Linked DNA regions of Homo sapiens: all the other regions are linked to region 1. The links are chromatin contacts, found by Hi-C or POLR2A ChIA-PET in ENCODE. All regions are on one chromosome and are shown on one strand. Each heading gives the region's core, a stretch centred on a gene start or an enhancer-like site at or near the end of the contact. The rest is flanking DNA. Distances are from core to core; before and after follow the strand shown.

Region 1 (4,745 bases), core at 1,087-3,586:
TCTTCCAGGTAAATCAATCCCTGGTGCCAGAAAGGTTGGGGATTGCTGTTCGTGTGTGTGTGTGTGTGTGTGTGTGTGTGTGTGTGTGCAAAATTTGGGTAGCTGGGTAGCTGCTATATGGATATATATTTTAGAAAGAAGTCAAGAATCTTGATGGGTAAGAAGCAAAGCAGGGATTTGAACCAGGGTTGGTCTAATACGAAAACTGAGGCTCTTCAGCAGTATTATTCCACATCTAAATGTAATTATTCAATGCCATCAGTCATAATGGAAATATAAATTAAAACCACAATGTGACACTAATATACACCCATCAGAATGGCTGCAATTAAAACTAGCAACAACAAGTGTTGGTGAGGATGCAGAGCAACTGTAACTCTCATACATTGCTGATGGGAGTGTAAAATGTTACAAACACTTTGAAAGAAATTTTTACAGTTCCTAATAAATTTAGATATAGTATGTATGCCCTTTAATTCAGCAAACTCCTATATATTTACTTAAGGAAAATAAAAATAGATGTCCACAGAAAGACATCTATAAGAATGGAAATAGTAGCTTTGTTTGTAATAGCCCAAAACTGGAAACAGCCCAGGTATGAAAATAATGGAAAAACAGTGACATATTCTTTTAATGGACTACTACTTGACAATACAAAGGAATAAACTGTGAATACACTCAATGGCATAAATGCTTGTCCCAGACATTATGCTGTGAAAAAAAGCCAGACACAAAAGAATGCATGCTGTATGACTCCATTTATATAAAGTTCTAAGAGTGGCAAAAAACAAAAACCAGAAAACAAAAACAGTGGCTGCCTCTTAGCAGAGTGGGAGGGGTTGACTTGGAAGAGATATGGGAAAACTTTCTGAGTAATAAAAGTAATAAAAAATACTTTTTATCTTGATAGGTGTGTGGGTTACATGAGTGTATGCATTGGTCAAAATTGTACAGTAATTGAATATATATAAATCTTGCCTCAAAAACAACTAAAGAAACAAATATTAATAAAATAGGAGAAAATGGGAAAAGAGGAAAGGTGAAACAAACATGACATTGATAGTTGATAACTACCAAAACCAAGGTCAGGACATGGGGAAATATATCATTCTGTTTATTTTGATATGTTCAAAATTTTCCATCATAAAAACTAAGTATTATCAAATTCTTAGTCATGTGTTGTATTAGGGTAATTAAAATACAAATTAGTAGTGAGTTTGAGGCCAGATTGCTCATCATCCTGGCCCAGTGCAAAAAGCAAATCTGATCATGTTCCCTCCCTTCTTAACAATGTTAACAAACTTTCCATTCTTCACCCTGAAGAATAGTGTGAATTCCTCAGAGTGGCTTTGGTATGAAGAAACTTCATACCATAGATATATGTGCAAAGCAGTGTGCAGAATTCTGTTAGTTATATTATTTATTTAGACTGAGACCATCTCTATGAAGGTTTTATAGATAAAAGTGTATATCAATGAAGGGACTCAAAACTAGATGGATAGTGACAGGGCCTACAGAAAGTTCAAATTTTGGATTCCTTCAGCTTTTTCCTACTTCGATTGTGATAGAAAGAGCTCTAAGATTCTGACTCCTGGAGTCCCCAACCTGTTATAATGTCCTCCCCTTGAATGTGGGCAGAGTAAGTGAATATGGTGGGATATCACTGACTACTAATCATGTGACTTTGAGTTCATCAAAAGGGGGGATGATCCTGGGTGGGCATGACCTAATCAGATGAGTGCTTTAAGGGAAGCGGAAATGGGATAGGGAAGCTCTTCTGTTGGCCTCAGAATGAAGCAAACTGGCATGTTCTGACAGGGCCTATGGAGGGGCTGTGTGGGTGACTTCTAGGACTTAGAGGGGTCTCCAGTTAACAGCTAGTTAGAAATAATTTTCCCAATTGCACAGCTTCAGATAACTGAATTCTGCCAATCACCATGTGAGCTTGAAAGAGGTCCCTGAGCCTCAAACGAGATTATAACCCCAGCCAACTCCATGATTTCAGCCCAATGAGACTATGAACAGAGGACCCAGTTAACCCATACCCAGACCCATAAAAGTCTTCAGATAATACCTACGTGTTTGTGATGATTAATACTGAGTGTCAACTAGATTGGACTGAAGGATGCAAAGTATTGATCCTGGGTGTGTCTATCAGGGTGTTGCCAAAGGAGATTAACATTTGAGTCAGTGGGCTGAGAAAGGCAGACCCGCCCTTAATCTGAGTGGACACCATCTAATCAGCCACCAGCCCAGCTGGAATATAAAGCAGGCAGAAAAACGTGAAAAGACTGGCCTAGCCTCCCAGCCTACATCTTTCTCCCATGCTGGATGCTTCCTGCCCTCAAACACTGGACTCCAGGTTCTTGTTTTGGGACTTGGACTGGCTCTCCTTGCTCCTCAGCTTACAGATGCCTATTGTAGGACCTTGTGATAGTGTGAGTTAATACTTAATAAACTCCCCTTTATCTATCTATCTCTCTCTCTCTCTCTCGTTAGTTCTGTCCCTCTAGAAAACCCTAACTAATACAGTGTTGTTTTGAGCTACCAAGTTTGTGATCACTCATTATGCAGCAGTCAAAAATGAATATGCCCCTTCTCTCCCTATTTCTCTCAATGTTCCAGTCACTCTGAACTTTTCTTAGTTTCCTAATTAAAACATTCCTTCCATAAATTTTGTTCTGCAAGAACTACTCACTTTGCCTGTAATGTCCTTATTATCTTTTCTGCCATTTGATTATTTTTTAACTTTTATTTTAGGTTCAGGAGTACATGTGCAGGTTTGTTATATAGGTAAACTTGTGTCACAGGAGTTTGTTTTGCAGATTATTTTCTCACCCAGATACTAAGCCTAGTATGCAATAGTTATTTTCTCTGCTCTTCTCCCACCTCTCACCCTCAACCCGCAAGTAGGCCTCAGTGTCTGTTGTTTCCTTCTTTGTACGTCCATGAGTTCTCATCATTTAGCTCCTACTTATAAGTGAAACATATGGTATTTGATTTTCTGTTCCTGCATTAGTTTGCTAAGGATAATGGCCTCCAGCTCCATTCATGTTCCTGCAAAAGACATGATCTCATTCGTTTTTATGGCTGCATAGTATTCAATGGTGTATATGTATCACATTTTCTTTATCCAATCTGTCACTGATGGGCATTTAGGCTGATCCCATGCCTTTGCTATTGTCAATAGTGCTGCAATGAACATTCACGTGCATGGGTCTTCAAGGCAGAATGATTTATATTCCTCTGGATATATAGCCAGTAATGGGATTACTGGGTCAAATGGTAGTTCTGTTTTTAGCTCTTTGAGGAATCACCATGCTAATTTTTTCAATGGTTGAAGTAATTTACACTCCCATTAACTGCCTGTTGAGTATTACCCATCCTTCAGAACCCAGATCAACTCTTCCTCTCCTGGAAGACTTGACCAATTGCCCCAGGCAAAGTTTATTCCTCCCTGCTCTAGATTTCCACCATACCCTGTTCTTTCTCTCCCTTCCTTCCTCTCTCTATTTCTCTTAATAGCATATAAATGAGTTGAAAGCAGAAACTCATAATATTCATGCTCAAGTCACTTTGAACTAGGATATAATTATGCTTACAACATAGTAGCCACTCAGTAAATAGCTACTGGGTTAATACACATACTGTTTTTCATTAGAATGCTTCTGGAATTTATTTAAGTTAACAAATATTTATTTTTCAGAGCCTCTGAAAGCTGTAATGGACAATAAGAAGATGAGTAGGGCATGTTTCCTATCTCAAATAAGTGGAATAGGATTTGCACAGAAAAAATAACTGCAAGGCAAAATACGACCTGTGTCACATAAGAAACAGAATCTGGTCTGTTGGGGGCTTCTCAGAGACAAAGAGATGATGGTCCACAGGATGGAGCATCTCTCTGACACTTCCAGTGTGTATTTTAGGGAGGAACACCTTTCCATCATTATTGGGGAGGTTGGAACAAAGAAGGGGAAAAACAATGGCAGTTCTTATCTTTCAGGTAGCTGTATGGTGAGCATTCCTCTCCCAGCAATCTGTTGTTCTTTGTGAGCAGACTGGAGTGTGACAGCTGTGAAAACGATCAAAGGCAGGTCCCAGACAGGAGAGGGCTGATGACAATGCCAGTTTCCCTCTAAGACCCTGTGGACAGCAGGGCCATGAGGGATGCTGTGACACAGAGTCTTGCTTGATGCAGTGTGTGGTGTTACTCACAGGAGTGGGTTCAGCCACTCTTGGTGTGAAACCCAAGGAAAATGTCTCTGCCGCAGCTGATGTCAACATGTACAGCATGTGACCAGCTTGCATTGTAAGTCAGACACCCACATCCTGTTGCTTTACCCTCTCACCAGTTCTCCCTTTAAGTGATTTATCAAAGAGGATATGCCTTATTTTTTTCATATAGACGTCTGTTATTTTTCAGCAGAAAGGAGATGTGTGTATGAGTTCTGCAGAAGTCCACCAAATGTGGGCCAGGGTTATTTCCCTGGTGATGCTCTGAAGCTTTTGCCAAAGGACAAATGGTAATTTGACACATTTAATCATTTGTGTGTTAATTCAACATCACTTAAACACTTCCTTCTTTAAAGAAATCTCATCCATTTAGTTTGCACCATTCAAATAAACTTGCAGAAAATTACGTAGAGTGTTTGCGGTATTAAAGTCCACTTATACTTTAAGCCAATTAGACATTTCGATCTGGCTGTTTCTCTGAGCTTACAAAATGCTGTGGATATAAAGGTGTG
Region 2 (4,745 bases), core at 1,655-4,154, 700 kb after region 1:
GTTGGTGGAAGTGTAAATTAGTTCAACCATTGTGGAAGACAGTGTGGCGATTCCTCAAGGATCTAGAACTAGAAATACCATTTGACCCAGCAATCCCATTACTGGGTATATATCCAAAGGATTATAAATTATTCTATTAAGACACATGCACACATATGTTTATTGAGGCACTATTCACAATAGCAAAGACTTGGAACCAACCCAAATGCCCATCAATGATAGACTGGATAAAGAAAATGTTTCACATATGCACCATGGAATACTATGCAGCCATAAAAAACGATGAGTTCATGTCCTCTACAGGGACATGGATGAAGCTGGAAACCATCATTCTCAGCAAACTAACACGGGAACAGAAAACCAAATACCACATGTTCTCATTCATAAGTGGGAGGTGAACAATGAGAACACATGGACATAGGGTGGGGAACATCACACACCAGAGCCTGTCGGGGGGTGGGGGTCTGGGGGAGGGATAGCATTAGGAGAAATACCTAATGTAGAGGACACGTTGATGGGTGCAGCCAACCGCCATGGCATGTGTATACCTATGTAACAAACCTGCACGTTCTGCCCGTGTATCCTAGAACTTAAAATATTTTTTAAAAAATAGATAATATTGGTTACTATTTTACTGTTAAAGATCAAACCAGGAAGACTAACAGATAATTAGTAGGAATTATGAAAAATAAGTAACAAAACGGGAGGAAAGCAAATTGCTAATTTGAATGATAAAAGAGATTCTGTTCAATTGAAAGCCTTAAGATTTCAGATGGGAAGAGCCCACCAGTGGCTGTAAAATGACTTCTACCACGTGATCACGGCTCAAAGGAAAAAGCAGAAAGGAAAAGCAGATCATATCATCTGCAAAAGAATGAGAATCAAGCTGGCATTAAATTTCACATTAGCAATACTAAATGCTCAGGAAAAAGGAATAATGCCTTTAAAATTCTGAGGAAAACATATTTTTAAACTATATTCTCTATACCTAATTAAATTACTATACAGGTGTGAACATAGATCACATTTGCATGTACTGATTTTCACACATTCAAAGAATCAGAAAAGCTGCATCTCACATACAGTTTCTTAGGAATTGTGTTGAGTGTGTCTTTCAATAAAAGGCTGGAGTTCCACAAATGAGGAAAGCAGCCCAACAAAGAAGAGACAGTTGTATAGGAGGCCTAGACAACAAGTACAGACAAGAGTAACAGGATGAAGCACTCTTCCCTGAAGTAGCTTCAGAAGAAGGAAGTTTCTGGAAAAATTTTAACCAAATCTCTGATGCAATGGACAAAAAAGTTGGGCACGTAATAAAGGCAAATAGTACTTTTAAAAAGCCAGTTAGCAACTTCAGAAAAATTAAAAGCTGTACAAGACAGGAAATATAACAGCACACTTCTTGACACTGTGATAAACAATACTGTTTTGAGTCCCCGTGTAAACACTATTCATTGATTTACAAAGTTACAGACAAAGATGATGGAATTACAATTAGAGAGCAGAAGGCAAATCTTACTAATCTCAACATCATGTAGGAACAGCAAAAACGGAGGGAAGCAAATTGTTAATGTGAATGATAGAGGAGAGTTTGTATAGCTGAAATACAAGATTTCAGATCAGAAGAGCTCGCCAGTGGCTGTAAGAAGACTTCCATCTAGGATCATGACTTCAAGAAAAAAGCAGAAAGGAAAAGCAGGTTATCTGCCAAAGAATGAGGATCAAGCTGGCATTAAATTTCACATCAGCAATACTAGATGCTCAAGAAAAAGGAAGAATGCCTTTTTATTGGGAGATGGAAGTGGAAGAAAAGGACTGAAAAGATGAGGACTCACAATAAATTGCTTACTGTTAAAGGAACAAATGTTTTCCTTACATAACCAATAAAGGTCTAAAATAGAAATATGACTAACGGGAGATATTGAGTGACTTAAGTTACATTCTCATCTGTCAGTGTAGGAAAACAAATATCATATATAAAACTAATAACTCAAGAGTTATCAATGTAAGCATATTATTCAGAGATAGAGAGGTTACTAACCAAAAAATGCTATAAAAATTAAAAGTTACATGTGTGGAGAGACATTGAGGATAAGAGGAGTGGGACAGGAATGATTACTCTTCAGCTGGAGTGCTTTTGTCTTTTGTTATTGTTGTTATATGGAATTTTCTCTTTTTGATAAAATTTTTAAATGGTTAATATAAAAACTCAAGTATACAAATGTTACTAAGACATGTGCAATCCACTATTAGACACAGTTGATCAAATTTATGTAAAACTTAAGCGACAAAGTATTCTTCTACAATATATTTAATGCTGAACATGATTTCAGGACAGGGAGATGCTCACTTTATTTTGATAAACAGCCATTAATTCTCTAATGTTCAAACCCAACAAGATGTAGAGTGTTCTCCAGTATCGCCTTCCATTTGGAGACATCTGTGCTCATTGATCTACAAAGGGCAGGGAATGCCTGATTATTTTATTATGTCATTTGCTACTACAGGAATTATTCATGATCATTTACCAGCAAGCTGAGAACACGTGGGGCTGATATCTTGATTCAGAACACCAAGCCTAAAAGGGATACAAGTACTTAGTAAATTTAGAAGCCGATTCCACTCTACCACCAGCACCCCCTTCATCTTACCTTTAAACACATGCATTTATCACCATCTACCTTTAAACACATGCATTTATCACCAGAAACTGTATGTGCATTTTGCAAAGAATGTCCTTTTGTGCAGCAGAGAACAAAGGGATTTTTCTGCAAAACGATACTGAAACCTGATCACTGATGCATACTCTCTTGCCAGCATCTTGCCTATTGAATATCATCCCAGCCTATTATTCCCATATTGTTCTCTTTGGAAAACAAAAAGATGAGGAGTCCATTTAAAGTGCTCAAACAGCACCCTCTGCTGGTTGAGTTTAAGCTGAAGATTTGATGTGTAGCAGGGCTTAGTGACACATGGCAGAAAGAAGAAAAGAAAGCAAGGGAAAAACTGTAGACCAGGATGCATAAGGCAAACATAAATAGAACTCCATCAGTAATTTTGGTTACATATAAGGAAACGGATATTTTAGGCATCATAGCACATATATAGTGCAAAGACACTGTATTAATTCCTAATAGAATACTCCGTTCTTACAAAAAGAATATATTGAGCGACTTTGCATATTACCTTCAAGTTCTTTACTTTACAAAATAATTCACAAATTCCCCCAGTGAGTTCCTCTAGTGCTCTGAATATGTGGCATGACTTACACTCTATCTTTGGGTAACATATTAACTGTGCAAAACTAACTGCAAACTGTTTCTTAGGTCACAGACCAGGGCTCTTCATGATACCAGAGATACCTGCACTTACGTGACGTGTTTTTAAGTGTTTAGGAAACATTCAAAATTAATTTTTAATGTCTTGCTAATATGTAAGAAACAAGGGTTTGGAGATGGCAAGATTAATTTCTCCAACAAAGAAAAAAATGAGTAGCATATGTTCTCCAGGGCAGGGGATCTGGAGATCTGTTTTGCTTAATATAGTATAAATTCTTAATATATTGAGTAGCAATTAAAAACAAGTGCAGTCTTACATTTTAGAAGAGTGGAGCTAGGATTTTTTTATATCTTTGACTAAAAATCAATTAGATATTCAGCTCTCCCTGCTTGCCCAGGGAGTGGAGTTCACTTCCCATTCTCACTAAGCGTTGGTAGCAGAGAAAACAGTCAACAGATTTTAGACAGTTACATAGTGAGACACCCTACGGGCCTTTATTCTGTTTCCTCCAAAGTAAGAGCAGGGGAAATTTAAATGTCCACAGTCACCAAGCCATAAAGTACATGAACGGCACACACTGAGTTTGAGGAAAAGCACGTGATCCTCTTGGTCTATCTTTAATTTTTGGTGGAGACAACAATATCAAGAAACAATTATCCACTATAAGAAAAGCAACAGTGCAAATATGATGATAAACGATAACTGAAGCCTTGCTTTGATGTTAGGGAGAAAATTAGGAGTAGGAAGACTGATGAAATGGAGAGTGTGTGCCTCACTTAAACTGGCCAGATACCGCCAGATGCGGTAGCTCATGTCTGTAATCCCAGCAATTTGGGAGGCTGAGGTGGGCGGATCACTTGAGGTCAGGAGATCAAGACTATCTTGGCTAACACGGTGAAACCTCATCTCTACTAAAAATACAAAAAATTAGCTGGGCGTGGTGGCATATGCCTGTAGTCTCAGCTACTCAAGAGGCTGAGGCAGGAGAATCGCTTGAACCCGAGAGGCAGAGGTTGCAGTGAGCCGAGATCACGCCACTGTACTCCAGCCTGGCAACAGAGTGAGACTCCGTCGCAAAACCAAAACAAACAACCAAAAAAACTGGCCAGATACTTAGCACTTGTCATTGCAGCCATGAAGCCCACAGGGACCAGGGTTGCCACATCATTTGATGATTCAAGAGGAGCTTGAAATCAGAATATTTACTCTTTGGGGCTCAAATCTTCACAAAAGAGTCTGTGAGCCAAAACAGAAAAATATTTACAAACTAAATTTATCCCATGGGCCAGCAGTGTCCAACTACCACAGACTCAAAGTTCTTTCCTTCTGCCTCAGGGCCTTTGTACATGCTCATCATTCTTCCAGTAATTTTCTTCTCTCATTCCCCCTGCCTTCCTCCTAGTTAACTACACTCATCCCTCTGATATTGACTCAATTGCCACTGCCTCCAGGAAGTCTTTTCTGAT
Region 3 (4,745 bases), core at 913-3,412, 630 kb after region 1:
TGCGAGAGTCCAGAAGAGAAATGAATCCATTTATTCCATGAGAGTAATGGCAAGACTAGAGAAGAGAAGACTTTCAACCTGGATCTCACAGGATGAGTGGAGCTCCCTAGGTAGACAAAGAAAGAAGAACCTCATAGAGAGTAGAAATATATGTAAGAGCATGGAATATTTGGCAGGGCTTGCACTATCCAGGGAGTGGGAAACAAGTTAATATTACTGAGTCCATGGAGAAAAAGTGAGAGGAGAGAAATAAAGCTTCAGATGTAGGTCAAGACTTTCAAATATTTAGCTTGGAGAGGGTCTTTTAAGGCTTAATATCAAGAATTGCCACTCATTGTTCCATCATAAACTTGTATTGAGAAACTACTATGTTCCATGCATTCTTTATCATGTGATCACATTTATGATTCACCTAAAAACCACATTTTAGATACAAAATTTGAAGCTTCTAAAGGCAAGTTACTATGCCTAAAGATGCACAGCTAGCAGGTGGCAAGCTGTGAAATCAAACTTGTATTCACTCTCTAAAGGATGTGTTTAGAGAGACTGAGTGGAACTTTATGGTTGGTGAAGGGTTCACATGTAGTAGTAGAGAGAGAAATCACTGAGGGTAGGTTGACTCCAAAGGTAGGTTGGAATCAGATTGAGGAAGGTTACTTTGAATATGAAGCTAAGGAGTTTGTACTAAATCTTGAGATAATAGGAATAAAGATTTTTGAGCAAAGAGTTGACATGATTGCAGTCTTGTTGGGAAGATTTATGAGGTGTCTGTTTACATCAATGTGAATTACCAGGGAAGAGACCAAAGGAAGAAGGGCCTATCAAGAAGCTAGCTCAGGCATATGATGATAGGAGTCTAAACTGAGTGGTGACAACAAAAATGGAAAGAAAGAGAGGAATGAGAGTAATTCCTCCAGGAACGAGTCATTAGGGTTTGGTGACTAGATTAATATAGGCATACGGAAGGTGAGGTTATGAAGAGTAAGTCTAAATAATTATAAGAATGGTGCTACAATATGGCCAGGCGCAGTGTCTCATACCTGTAATCCCAGCACATTGGGAGGCTGAGGTGGGTGGATCACGAGGTCAGGAGTTTGAGACCATCCTGGCCAACATGGTGAAACCCATCTCTATTAAAAATACAAAAATTAGCTGGGCGTGGTGGCACGTGCCTGTAACCCAGCTACTCAGGAGGCTGAGGCAGGAGAATCGCAGGAACCTGGGAGGCAGAGGTTGCAGTGAGCCGAGATCACACCATTGCACTGCAGCCTGGTGACAGTGCAAGACTCCATCTCAAAAAAAAAAAAAAAGGTGCTACAATAAACAGAATAGGGAAGTCAGCAGAAGGACCGAGTTTGAGTGAAGTGAGTAAGATGAAAGAAGATGAATATCAATCATATAAGTTGGATTAGAGGTAACAACATTGAAAGTGAATGTGTAGCTAGAGAGCAGAAGGGGCCTTAGCCAAAAATAATGATTTGAGGTTCATCTGCATAGAGGCAATAGGCAATTAAAATCCTGAGTGGTGGAATCCCACCACTTTGGGAGACTGAGGCAGGAGGATCACTTGAGCCCAGGAGTTCAAGGCCAGCCTGGGCAACATAGTGAAACCCTGACTCTGCAAAAAATGAAAAAAAATTAGCCAGGTATGGTGGCATGTGCCTATAGTCCCAGCTACTTGGGAGACTAAGGCAGGAGGATTGTTTGAGTCCAGAAGGTCAAGGCTACAACAAGCTGTGAATGCACCACCGCATTCCAGCCTGAGTGACAGAGTAAGATCCTGTCTCAAAAAATAAAGTAAAAAAATTAATTAATTAAAAAAAATAAAATATTGAGAGTTTGTAAGTTTCTAAAGAAGGACACAAAAGAGCAGTGTTACAGATGCTACTTGTTTCCAACATCCATTCCCCATCTTGACCTCCCTAACCAAATTCCCATTTGGTTCAGCTATACCCCACCTCCCTTCAGCCATGTGCTTCCCTCAAAGGTGTTTCCAGATACAGAGAGTGGATCCTGAGCAATCTAAGCCAACAGTGGTCCATCCCATCTCTCTCAGGAATGTGCACAGGACACAAAACTAGGTAATGAGACAGAAGTAAAGAGCCTAAGGAGGCAGATGGCTCCCCTGTGCCCCTGGACATTGTCCTATTTCTGTCCTAACTCAAAACCTGGAACTGCTATGCCATCCTCCGCCTCTGAGAGTCAGGCTTCATTGAGCAAAATCATCCCTTGATACAATGAGGAACCATGTCTCTGAAATTACTCAAGAACAACCAAACCTCTGAAATCAGTTTCAAACATCTAAAAACCAGTGAAACACAAAAAAGCCTTAGTCAGAAGCTAAGGAAGACAAAAAAAAAAAAAAATTAAGTTAGGTTCTAAACCAGGTGTCAGGAAAGTGAAAAGAAGCTGGAGATTTTGACAGAGCTTAGGACATGCTGGGGTGAAATACCCAAACAGAGATAAAGTGAACGAGACCTAGGAGACAACATTTGGAGGCAATAATCTTTTCTGACCAGCAAATTCAAAGAGCTGCTCTTCACGGGATTCCTGAGGTGATTCTAGGGACAGCAAAAGGTTATTTCTGAACTATTACACACATTCTCTTTTTTAAGAGAAATACTCACATCGACAGGGCAAGTCATTCCAAAACCAGCCTCGATACAGCTATTACTCAGATTCACCTTGTCAGTATGAAAATATGGGTTGAAATGGACTTTGCTACTTGAAATTAAGTGTGATCACACTCAGTAGCCAAGAGAAGCACTCCAATCCAAACTGCAATTATGAGAGGCTGGGAGCCACAGGGAGTGGGGTGTAGCATTCAGAAAAAGAGAAGGGGTTCATTCTCTGGGATTTTCCCTGTTTGCAGCCTGAATCCCACATGAATGTTCTTTCTCTTCCGTCATTCGTTTTTCCTGCGTTCAGCATCCTCTTCTCACTTCTCCCTCACAGTTATCTCTCCCTTGGAGAGAGTAATCTGGACCCTTGGGTGACAGTCATATGTGGCTTTCACGAGCTGCTGGAATTAACTAAAACTCACTCTTTCCCAATAAATCTCCCCTGAGCCGACACACAGCAGCTGCGAATTCCCAGCATGGGCCTGGACAAAATGCTAAGAAAAACTGGCTGTGTTCCTGAATCTTGCTCGTCATTGGTCCCCAAGAATCCTGGACATTGACACCCAGATATTCCAAAACGATTTGTGCTTTTCCAAGCTCGGCTCTTTACTTAACCTGCCTTGAAGATTTGGCACTATAATTTCCCAGAAGTGCAGGCTGGGCTTGTTTTGAGAAAAGGTGAAATGGACAAGAGACAGAGTTCAGAAAATAGTGATTAAATACAAACAGCACCAGCTATTAAGCAAGAGTCAAGGCCAGGAAATGCAAATAAAATTGCCGAGGGTTGTTTAGACAGTGGCCACTCAGAAGGAGAGGTAATATTTGGTTGTAAAGTGAGGCCACAGACATCTTTTCTGATTTAATGAATTTGTGATAGTTTACTTCTTTTCCCAGCTTTCATTTCATTTGTGGGGCGATGGCTGGGGGATGTAGGGGATATGGAAAGTTGAGCACAAGTGCACGAAGTATTTACTGGCTAAAGATGCCTATGCTTCTGCCAAGATTGTGTTTATTTGTTAAAAATATACTTCATTGTGTTGTTACAAAACTAAATCTGTCCCCAGCCCCCATGGAGACAGGGCGATTTGGTTTCAGGGTGAGGTGCCAGCTAGTGCTTTCAGGGGCATTAATGTGCCAGCTGCTCCTCCAGTATTCATTTTATTTGCAGTCCCTAGGCTGGTTTTACACTTTGTGTTTTTTTGTAAGGAAATCAGGATTAGAGAGCCTTTTGTCACTGATGGGGAGGGGGAGAGAAGTATCCCCTTTGAGCTCCATACACAGGGGCAGCCTAACGGGCAAGGCTCAAAGCTTTGATTTACTTCTCATTCGCTAACATTTTCAAAAAGAAAGGATCCACCGCGTCAAGCTGTTCTGTTGGAAGCTTGTAAGGCAGTAGATTTGGGAACTGGAGTTTCCAGAATGCAATCTGCAGCCACCAGGCCAGGGTTACCTTTAAGCTCCATGCAGATTAAACATGCCCAGCCTGGGCAAGAGGCATCTGTAGAAAGGAACCCCTCAATATCAAACAGCGAAAGGCATTATTGGGTGGTCCCTGTTTAAGGGCTGAAGAGAGTGAGTGGATTCCTATTGATTTTTATGAAGTTAATTCTTTTTACCCACTTAGAAATGCCAAACTGCTACTAGGGTCCAAAGTCCCTTCACTGGCCAGCTCGTCCCAGTGCAGTGACCAGTGACCTGCTGGAACCACTCCAGCGAGAGTCTCCTCTGCTGAACAAATCACCCAGCCTCCAAAAGAAAGAAGAAGCTGCTTTTAGTGAGCAACTCCTCTTAAAATGGAATTGCTAAACACACACTCACGCATACACACACACGTACACACATCATCATGCAATTTTTTGGTGGATGTTTGTGACAGGAAGAAATTACTAACAAAATTTCCCCAATAATACTTCCCTCTTTATTTTATTATTATTATTATTATTATTATTTTGAGACAGAGTCCTGCTCTGTCACCTGGGCTGGAGTGCAGTGGCAGAATCACAGCTCACTGCAACCTCTGCCTCCCAAGCTCAAGTGATCCTCCCACCTCGGCCTCCCAACTGGCTGGGACTACAAGCACACATCACCATGCCCAGCTAATTTTTGTGTTTTTTGTAGAGGTGA

The links. A loop is a pair of places that touch in the nucleus more often than their neighbours do. ChIA-PET counts read pairs that join two places held with the same protein, here RNA polymerase II (POLR2A). Pooled maps may share reads with other maps.
Region 2: a loop to region 1 is called in a map of naive thymus-derived CD4-positive, alpha-beta T cell, with 6 times the contacts of the local background. The contact joins the enhancer-like site here to the promoter of LINC02404 in region 1. A Hi-C loop is called at or near these places in 7 of 168 maps with a recorded cell type or tissue (B cell, CD4-positive, alpha-beta memory T cell, CD8-positive, alpha-beta T cell and 3 more) and 13 of 50 pooled maps. POLR2A ChIA-PET finds 5 or more read pairs at or near these places in 5 of 52 experiments (CD4-positive, alpha-beta T cell, CD4-positive, alpha-beta memory T cell, T-cell and 2 more).
Region 3: a loop to region 1 is called in a map of CD14-positive monocyte, with 4 times the contacts of the local background. The contact joins the enhancer-like site here to the promoter of LINC02404 in region 1. A Hi-C loop is called at or near these places in 2 of 168 maps with a recorded cell type or tissue (B cell and CD14-positive monocyte) and 7 of 50 pooled maps. POLR2A ChIA-PET finds 5 or more read pairs at or near these places in 1 of 52 experiments (T-cell).

The regions. Positions count from the first base shown.
Region 1 is chr12:91,872,967-91,877,711 of GRCh38, forward strand. LINC02404 (long intergenic non-protein coding RNA 2404) reads left to right here and starts at 2,337. Exons shown (of 3, transcript XR_945201.2): 1 at 2,337-2,438; 2 at 4,427-4,523.
Region 2 is chr12:92,567,632-92,572,376 of GRCh38, forward strand. The region is part of intron 1 of LOC105369905 (a long non-coding RNA gene); the gene reads left to right. Among named protein-coding and RNA genes, the nearest start is that of LINC02397, 100 kb to the left of the region's middle. RefSeq lists an enhancer at 2,891-3,020. Within about 2 kb of position 2,905, at least 5 of the 41 ENCODE cell types and tissues checked have a DNase peak (open chromatin) inside an H3K27ac peak, as active enhancers do.
Region 3 is chr12:92,500,474-92,505,218 of GRCh38, forward strand. No RefSeq gene overlaps it. Among named protein-coding and RNA genes, the nearest start is that of LINC02397, 36 kb to the left of the region's middle. RefSeq lists an enhancer at 2,355-2,604. Within about 2 kb of position 2,163, at least 6 of the 41 ENCODE cell types and tissues checked have a DNase peak (open chromatin) inside an H3K27ac peak, as active enhancers do; they include B cell and CD14-positive monocyte, where a contact is called at or near this core.